Linked DNA regions of Homo sapiens: region 2 is linked to region 1. The links are chromatin loops, found by intact Hi-C in ENCODE. Cell type or tissue: IMR-90. All regions are shown on one strand.

Region 1 (5,000 bases):
AACAAACAAACAAAGAGAAAGAAAGAGAGAGAGAGAAAGAAAGAAAGACAAAAGAAAGAAAGAAAGAAAGAAAGAAAGAAAGAAAGAAAGAAAGAAAGAAAGAAAGAAAGAAAGAAAGAGAAAGAAAGAAAGAAAAAGAAAGAAAGAAAGAAAGAAAGAAAAAGAAAGAAAGAAAAGAAAAGAGAAGAAGGAAGTTCCTATTTGTTTCTCCTTAAGATTTGGGAAAGACTTTATGCATAATAAAAATTTAATAACAGTTCAATCAATGACTTGGTATGATCAAATTAGAACTATAAAAATAATCTATATAAGCACTAAAGGTTGCCAATAAACATACAGCTAGGTCATATGTAACAATTTAAAATGAGATGAAGTAAAGCAGTGGAGACACCATGGCTGTAGCATGAGATGGCTCCCTATCACATGGGCTTAATTAATGAAACGATCAATAACTGCTTTTTTGATAATGGTGGTAGTGCTTACTGAATGTAGAACTAACTGAATCTGCTGGCTAACCCTTCAGAAACTAGCTTAAGTCTCTGAATCAGAGAAACATTTCTATGGTTAAGGGTAAATTCTCATGCCTATTACTTGGTAAGTAAATATATTTTGAAAAATAGGATCGTAAACGTTGTTTTGAGAGAAAAAAATTCTATCAGATTTTATGATATTTAAAGGTAGTTTGTGCTATTAAGAAACTAGTTCTTGGCGGGTCGCGGTGGCTCACACCTGTTATCCCAACACTGTGGGAGGCTGAGGCAGGCAAATCACTTGAGGTCAGGAATTCGAGACCAGTCTGGCCAACATGGTGAAATCCCATCTCTACAAAAAATACAAAAATCATCAGGGCCTGGTGGCATATGCCTGTAATCCCAGCTACTTGGGAGGCTGAGCAGGAGAACTGCTTGAGCCCGGGAAGCAGAGGATGCAGTGAGCCGATACCATGCCACTACACTCTAGCCTGGGCAACAGAGCAAGACTCTGTGTTTAAAAAAAGAAAGAAAGAAAGAAACTCGTTCTCAGTGCTGCAATACTAAACAAACAGGAAAGTCAAATTTTTACTCAGAGTTAGTATTTCCTCAAAAAACAGATTACCGATAAATTGTTTCCTTAAAACATGCCTGTAATCTTCCCTAAATGAATCTAAGAGATAAATATGAGCTATAAATTACACAAAAATTTGGAGATTATTTTCAGGGAAGAAAAAATGATCAGGTAGTTATCCTTATTTTTAATTATGTTGATATTTGCAAATAAAATATTACATTACATTCTAGTATGCATTAATAGATGTAACTCCTAATTTTCTAAATATAGAATTAGTATATACTATAGTCATTATATACCATGAAAACTATACTACAGTTTTTTTGGAAAACTAAACTACTGAAAAATACCAGGTTCTCTTTTCTGTGTTTGGTTTCTAATATATCAAGACTTCACAAATATGTATAGTGCACTCAAGTAATGCAAACTAATTTTAATATTAGCACAAATCAAATATTTTAGAAGGCAAATTCGGTATAAAAATGTAATAATTTCCCCAAAAGCCCCCTACACAATTCTCTTGGAATTAAAACATACCACTAATCCCCTTTATTACTATAGGGAATGAAAATAGGGGGTACTACATGGAGAATATATTGCAGTAGAAACAATGCAGAGTTTCTGAGTCCTAATATTCTTCTTCCTGGCCCTAATGCTATGCTATTCTTATGCTCATTGATGATACTTAACCTGAATTTGAAACAAACATGTGGTTCACAGATACTATCATGCAAGGGACTTCACAAAAAAAAAAGGACTCTTCTTTTTCTTTTTTAATCTCTGTGGATTTTCCTATTTGTTTGTGTTTTTTTTTTTTTGAGATGGAGTTTTGCTCTTGTTGCCCAGGCTGGAGTGCGATGGCACCATCTCAGCTCATTGCAACTTCCGCCTCCTGGGTTCAAGCAATTCCCCTGCCTCGGCTTCCTGAGTAGCTGGGGTTACAGGCATGTGCCACCATCCAAGCCCAGCTAATTTTTTTGTATTTTCAGTAGAGACGGGGTTTCACCATTGTCACGCTGGTCTCGAACTTCGAGCCTCAGGTGATCCACCAGCCTCAGCCTCCCAAAGTGCTGGGATTACAGGTGTGAGCCACTGTGCCCTGCCCCATAGTATATATTTATTAAGTTAGTTTAGGGTAGTTTGCAACTACGTTTTAAAGAAGCAACAGTTCAACATTATACCTCTTGCTAAAATACTAATACAAAGTGAAATCTGGGTTTGTAGGAGTTTTTTAAAAAGATCCAAGCAATCCGTAACAAACTTATTTTGCATACCTTGTAGTATCAAGCACCTGAGCCACAAAGTAAGTGCTCCATATATACCTGCCAAACTGTATCTAGAAACGAAGACTCTTCCGGGCTCCGGATATAGCAGCCCAGACAAATAGCTAATGGGTAGCATCCTGTCAAAGGCACAGAACTCTCCCCCGAACATCCTTATGCTTTGCTCGATTTTAAACACGATATATTTATGTGTTTGATAGGCAATTATAACTCATGTAAGTATGTTATATAAGTGATTTTTATACTGTTATAATGAATATAATAATAATGGACATTTAAAAATGAATAGTTGGGAGACATATTCCTGTCATACATTATCAAGTCTGTTGGTATTCAAAGCAGAAACAATTCAGGAATTATATTATTAATGAACTACCTCAAGATTAAGGCCAAGGACTGAGCAAAGACTGTGCTCCCCGTACCTCCCAGGCATGACACACCACCAATCACCTAACTAGGGCCTAAAAAGGCCTAAAGTAACCATACACTCTGCTCTCCAAACAATATAGCTAAGAAAATATATGCCACTAGAGGGCAGTCAAGATCTAACTATACATTAAAATCTTAAGTTACAAGAAGCTATAAGGAAAAGCTAAAATTTTATACATATCTAGAATCTTTTAGGTCTAATGATAATACTTTTTAAAATTATTGGTATTAATCAGCCATCCTTTCAACCTTCTGGTATTATTTTGGATAAAACAATTCAAATCTTGATTAAACCTTGTAGTAAATAAGAATAAATTCCATTTTCAAATGCTTTAAAATATTATTGACAACAGTACTCCAAAGATACTACAACTCAAATACAGAGTTCATGTTTTATCTGGAATATGTAAGCATTCTCCTAAGAGAAAATAAATTATAATTCTGATTAATTACATAAGGCTTGATTCAATTTTATTAAACTTTTTATGCCCTTGACTTTTTTTTAAATGTCAGCAACAGCAGTATAGACTATTATAAATGAATGTTTTGAATCTCCTCTTAGTGATAATCAGACTGATTTTGCTTTATGCTATAAAATCTCTCAACATCTATCTTTTAATTTTTATTCCCACCATCCTTGTTCAAAAAAACAATTTTTCTAAAGCCTCCCAACTGGTCTACCTCCAAGCACTGCCCCCTCCAATCTGTCCCTTCCCACTGTTGCCGTAGTTATATTGCTATTGTAAACTGTGATCACACATCAAGCTCTTGCTTTAAAACTTCCTGGGGCTGGTACTCCTTATACAAATTTATCCACATTTCTTAGCTGAGTTTGCAAGATATTCCATATTTTGCCCTAATCTTTCTACCTTCATCTATGTCTGTTCTCTCTGCCCATCTGTACCCTATATTTTATCCTAAGTGGACCATCTACCCTTCCTCAACTCTTTCTACACTTAATCACATCAGATGTACTTTCTTTCTAGTAGCGATGGCCTTTCTGACACTAATCTCTACTTGTTGAAATTTTGATCCTTTCAACATCTAATTCTGAAGACATTTTCTCCCTTTACTGATTCCTGATCCTTTCAACATCTAACTCTGAAGATATTTCTCCCTTTACTGATTCCTCCCATTGGAAAATTAATCTTTCTTCTTATGTCTTTTCCATACAGATCACTTGCATCCCTACTATGAAGCATGCTGTTATATCCTGGCACATAGTAAACACTAAACATAATCTCAGCTTCTACTGTAGAATATGCCACTCTATTCTCATTGCTCACTGTTCACATAACTTCGGTAAAATCAAACCTTGTCAAACAACTGTCAGTGGCTCTATCTCTAAATTCTTAAAATACAGAGATTGTGTGATCACCATTTTTTCTCCCTGTTTTCTCATTTTCTTATACACTCACTCTTCAAACTCATTAGATTCCTTCATTCTTCCCTTCCCTATATAACTTTCCATACTTTCTTGCCCTTATTAGCTTTTCCCCTACTTGCTCTCTTAACCCCAATTACTGTCCAATTTCACTACCTTCACTCTCAACATCTATACCTGCTCTGCTGAGTTCGCCAGAAAACACATGCACCGAACAGATTGGCACCACTAACTCAGAGTCTCTAACCTCAACGGGACCATCAATGTTTCTCCACAATGTTTTTATCTGTTTGCAGTCTGCTCTCTGTTCCATCCCACAAAACAGCAATTTTTAATCTTTATTGCTGAGTGACATCAGTAGAAATGGTAGAGAAAGAATCTCCAAAAATCCTCTTCTCCACAGAATTAATGAGAACACTGGCAAAAAACTATGCAAATGAAATTTTTCATAGCTCTGGAAATTAACTAAAGGCTGGCAAAAGCCAGGGAGTGTTTATTTGATAAAAATGTCCAAATGTTGGTAAGAACAGCAAACTAGTGATGTTTTAATTTGCTCCTGCTGCATCACCCTCTCTCTAATTCCACAGCATATTGAAAACCAAAGGACCCTCAATCATAGTGAAAATCAGCCACCCATAAGCCCTTGTAGTGGGCAGAACAGAGCTGGAGTTCCTCCAAAGCCCAGTTCCCAGATAACTGTCATTATGTTCCCTTTTCTGGAAAATTCCATCGGTAAGACTTGTCTTTATTCCACTTGACTTAGAGCTTGCCCAGTGCAAATAGTTGTTTCTCCAAGGACATTTGTTGAAAATCATCTGAGGCAATTTGTTAGCCTTGCAGCTTTGTGAGGCAGCAAT
Region 2 (5,000 bases), 690 kb after region 1:
GCTATTGTTAGTGTTAGTGTATTTTATGTGTGGCCTGAAACAATTCTTCCAATGTGGCCCGGGGAAACCAAAAGACTGGACACTCCTGCACTAGACAGCCTTAACCTTCATTTCGAGTATCTTGGGGGTACAGTTCCAGTTCTACTCACGCTACTGCAAGTCACTGATGTCTGGAAAAGCCATAGGGTTATCTCCCCTCAGCGATGTTTTCATGAAAACGTGGAAGTCCTGAGCTAATGAGCTACTGCTAAGTCCTCCACTGGTTTGTGGGAAATCATAAGGGCTCTCAGATGGGCTTCTGAGACACTTCAACTCCTGAATGCTTTCTATTTCTAGCAAAGGTGGCTCTCCTAGGAGATGACTTACTTATTTGGATGCAAAAGGCATTAACCATATATGAAGAGACTGATAAATCGGACTTTATAAAAATTAAGACTTTTGTTATCCAAAGACAGCACTAAGATAGCAAAAGGCAAGCCAGATTGAAAAAAAATCTATTTGCAATATATGTATTTCTGATAAAGGACTTGTAACTACTATAAACTAAAGAATGTGTACAAACCAATAAGAATAAAGCAGAATACCCAATTTTTAAAAATATTTAAAAAGCATATCCAAATGGTCAATATATAAATGAAAAGGTGTTCAACATCATTACTCAGCAGAGAAATGCAAACGAAAACCATAGCAAGGTATTACTACACCCATGACAAGGGATACCATTGAAAAGAACGTGGAATAACTGGAACTTTCACAATTGCTTGTGGGAGTGTAAATTGCTACAATTTGGAAAACTATGTGGCAATAGCTAATGAAGATGATCATAGGCATATCCTATGATCTGGCAATTCTGCTTCTAGGCAAAAATACACATACATGTGCACCAAAATTCATAAGCATAAGTGTTCATAGCAGCATTGTTTGTGATAGCCCCAAAGTGGAAAACCTCAAATGTCCACCAACAGTAGCAAGAGTAAATAAGTCACAGCACATTATACAATGGAATACTACATTGAAAAAAAACCAACAAAAAACCAAACAACTATCGTAACAAGGCTGATGTGGGGCAAAAGAAGCCGGACACAGGAGAGCACATACAATATGACTCCACTTATATAAAGTTGAAATGCAAGCAAAACCAACGTATGGTGACAAGAAAGAACAGTGGTTACTTTTGTTGGAAAGGATGACTGGGTGGAGGAACCTGCTGAGGTTCCTAGGGTGCCATTAGTGTTCTATTTCTTGATCTGGAGGTGGTTACATGGGTGGGTTCCCTTTTGTAAAAACTTGTCAAGTTGTACATCTATATGATTTGTGTACTTTTCTGTATAACTGCTAAACTTCTGTAAAAGCACTTACTTAAATAAGAGAGCTTGCTAAAGCAAGACCTCAGATCGCAGACCTCATCCACTGTCACTAATTAGAATGGAGTCAGAACTGGGAAATTCTACAGTGAAGTGCTTGGAGGTTGCGTGGAAATCTGTTTTCCAAAGGCTGTTCCAGCACCACAGTGTAGAAGGGAATGGTTCCCGGGAAGCAGTGCTACCTACTAGCTCTTATTTTCCAAGTAATTTCCCAGAAACTGCAACAGGCATGGAAGAGAAGAGAACCAGAAGAGGCAGGGCTCATACAGAAACAATGCTCTGGAGAGTTGAAAGAAACCTTAGGTGGTCAGTGGACTCAGCTTTCTACCTTCAGGCCAAACACATTTACAGTTTCCCAGACAATGAGAATAGATATTTCGCAGTAACTGAAGAGATGTTGGTGATTTCCTATCTTGTTAATTCTAATCTGATATATCAGGTTGCAACTGCTAAGAATCATTAGCAAGCTAATTTTGCCAATAATGTATCTTGAGAGGCTAGTCACGTTGCTTCTCAATGTTTTTTTTTCTTTAATCTGGTAGCTTTTACATAGTAAATGATAGAATGGACTATTTGGTAAAGTTCCAATTTGCACAAGAAGCAAATTTCTGAGTGTAGTGTCCCACCATATAAAAAGATTCTTTTTTTGAAGCCAGCATCATATTTACATAACACATAATGTATTTTAATTATGTTCCTTTAAATATTTATTTATTCTACTTCACAGTTGATATTAAAGTCTTTCATTCTGACAACAGTCCATAGGTCCTCTTACCATTCTCTTCACTAAGCCTGTCATCAATTACCCAAGCCCATGCTCATCAAAACCCATTATTAATGGGTGGCCATATCCCTTGAGACCAAGTCTGCCACATTTCCTGGTACATAAGTCCTTTGTGGAAACGCAAACCCTGTTTTCTAACGTTAAGCAACGATAGTCAAACTATCGAATCCTTCAAGTATGAAGAACAGCTAATGGATAAAAGACACATAATACTGTTTCTACTTATGAAGATGACTCATTCAAATTTTAAATGGTATGATGGTTAATTTCACGTATAAACTTGGCTAGGCCATGGTATCTACTTTTTGGTTAACCACAACCTAAATGTTACTGTGAAAGTATTTTTTTTGATGTGATTAACATTTATCAGTAGACCTAAGTAAAGCACATTATCCTCCACTATGTTGGTGGGCCTCATCCAGTCAGCTGAAGACCTTTAAGAGACAAGACAAGGAGTCCCTTATTCACTCCCCAGCCCTACAAGGAAGAAGAAATTCCACCTCTAGACTGCCTTTAGACTCAAAAAATCAACTTACCTGTGTCTCCAGCCTGCAGATTTCAGTCTTGCCAGCCTCCACAATCACAGGAGTTAATTATTTAAAATAAATCTCTTTCTCTCTATATATAAACATATCCTATTGATTCTGTTCCTCTGAACAACCCTATACAAATTGGCTAAAAGTACAGTTGTTTGTAGTGCAAAAGGAACACTTTTCTTTTGCATACCTATAACCAGACCTTTATTGTGGCATACCTATGGAACCAGACCTTTATTGTATACCTATACCCAGATCTTTATTGTATTTCTGGCATACCTATAACCAGACCTTTATTGTATTTCTGCATCAGAAAAATAAACTAGATGCTATGGGACCACTGTGTTCAATGTTCCAGTATGATAATGCTGAGAAAGTGAACTGTACATGGCATAAAAAGTCTAGTACCCACAGTTAACGTAGCACTTACCACATATCACTATGATCATGATCCCAGGAAAAATCTGGTAAACTGAATAATTATCATGTGAACAAATTTGAACTTTCTCATCTTTACATTTTATACCTCTTTATGTTGTTAACCCAAAGGTTCCCACAAAGCTCCCCTTTCAGGAACTCCCCAAAGTGACCATTTAGTTCATTCTTGCTAGATGGGCTTTCTGTCTCCAAACTACTACAAGGTTAGAGTTCCTTCAAAGGAACCTGTAATCATTCAGTCAGACACCTGCTTCAAGACAGAGTGGGCAAAAGTTCAAGTAATGATTTTGTGCCAAAAAACACAGCTTCTCCACTCGGTTTAATTTCACGAGAAGAGTTCATTATAATTCTCAGGAACTGAATCGCAAGTGAGAGTGTTAAGAAAAAGATTATTGCAAGCCAAAGAAATCCAAGAAAAAGCAAAGAATAGGAATCACAAAAAGTTTTCTATAGCATGCTCTGAAAGTATTCTGGCTCTCACCCAAGTGAACACCAGAAAATGTTTGTGTTTATATAACAAAAAGTCAATGTACTAAACATAAGGGAAAATCCAAAACAACACAGGTTTCCCACTGTTTCAAACACTGGCATATAAGAAAATTTGAAGTGAGGACAAAGCTCATTAGTATAACTTACTTTGAAGTGGTTGCTCCTCCAATCAACAATGGAATCCTTATAGCTAATCTCTCCATTTCCTTGGCAACAAAAATCATTTCATCCAGGGAAGGAGTGATGAGTCCTGACAGGCCAATTATATCTATTTTTTTTTTTTTTAAAAAAAAAAGGACAAAAAGGACAGTGAGGAAGATGAAAGAAAAAGGAAAAGGATGAAGATCCATTTAAAAAACTTTGTAATGAAGACCAAAAGACCTAACATGAATTCCCAATTCCTAATTCTTTTTTTTTTTTTTTGAGATGGAGTCTCATTCGGTTGCCCAGGTTGGAGTGCAGTGGCGCGATCTCGGCTCACTGCAACCTTTGCCTCCTGGGTTCAAGCGATTCTCCTGCCCCTCCTGAGTAGCTGCGATTACAGGTGCCCACCACCAAGCTTGGCTAATTTTTGTATTTTTAGTAGAGACAGGGTTTCACCACGTTGGCCAGGCTGGTCTCAAACTTCTGACCTCAAATGATCCGCCTGCCTCAGCCTCCCAAAATGCCGGGATTACAGGTGTGAGCCACTGCGCCCATCCCCAGTTTCTAATTCTAAGACATCTTTTCCGACTGGGGAATTTCAATCTATTGTTTGCTTTTGGTAGTAAATAAGATTTATAACTTAAAGTTGCAATAATTACTTGCCATAGTTTTAGGAAACGATGCAATAAAGGTATATTTAGCTCATGATTTCCCGGACTTGAATATATCACAGTGTGAGAAGAAATATAAAAATGACTACATACAACTGTTCTAAGAAGTCTGTCCCCATTCCCCATCTCCAGGACTCGGTTCCATAGTTACTCATTCTCGTCTCTCAACCCCATTAGAAATGGCAATGAAAGCAACCTGGTGCAGGAGCTGGCACTTGATTGTATGTCCCACAGAACCCTCATGGGGCATCACTATTCACTGACAGACAACTAGGGAAATGACAGACACCTGGGGATATGACATTTAGAGAAATGCCCAAAGTATAGTTGCACAGTACCTGCTTTGTGGTCAAGAGCAGCTTTCAGTATCTTATCACATGGAGTCATGACTCCTAAATCAATAACTCTGAGGCACAGAAATGAGACATGAGAAAATTAATGAAAGCCCATTAGAGACAAAACTGAAATGAACATTTTTATTTCAACCATTAAATACTGCTCTAATGTAAACGAGAATCAAGTTGAAATGCTCACTAAATATTGAGGATTACCACCACAACTACCATTTATTCAG

What was found. A loop is a pair of places that touch in the nucleus more often than their neighbours do. Peaks named below come from ENCODE experiments on the same cell type or tissue, not always from the same donor. Only the 100,000 strongest peaks of a DNase experiment are listed, where the experiment ranks them.
Region 2: a loop joins it to region 1, with 8 times the contacts of the local background. A loop is called at or near these places in 3 of 110 quality-filtered maps.

What each region holds. Positions count from the first base shown.
Region 1 is chr1:237,560,277-237,565,276 of GRCh38, reverse strand. The region is part of intron 27 of RYR2 (ryanodine receptor 2); the gene reads right to left. Among named protein-coding and RNA genes, the nearest start is that of MIR4428, 92 kb to the right of the region's middle. In IMR-90, a CTCF peak has its summit at 2,845 (motif pointing right); a DNase peak (open chromatin) is centred at 2,866.
Region 2 is chr1:236,873,605-236,878,604 of GRCh38, reverse strand. It overlaps MTR (5-methyltetrahydrofolate-homocysteine methyltransferase), which reads right to left. Exons shown (of 33, transcript NM_000254.3): 23 at 4,765-4,832; 24 at 3,759-3,879. Among named protein-coding and RNA genes, the nearest start is that of MTR, 81 kb to the right of the region's middle. In IMR-90, no CTCF peak of the experiment used is centred here; a DNase peak (open chromatin) is centred at 2,434.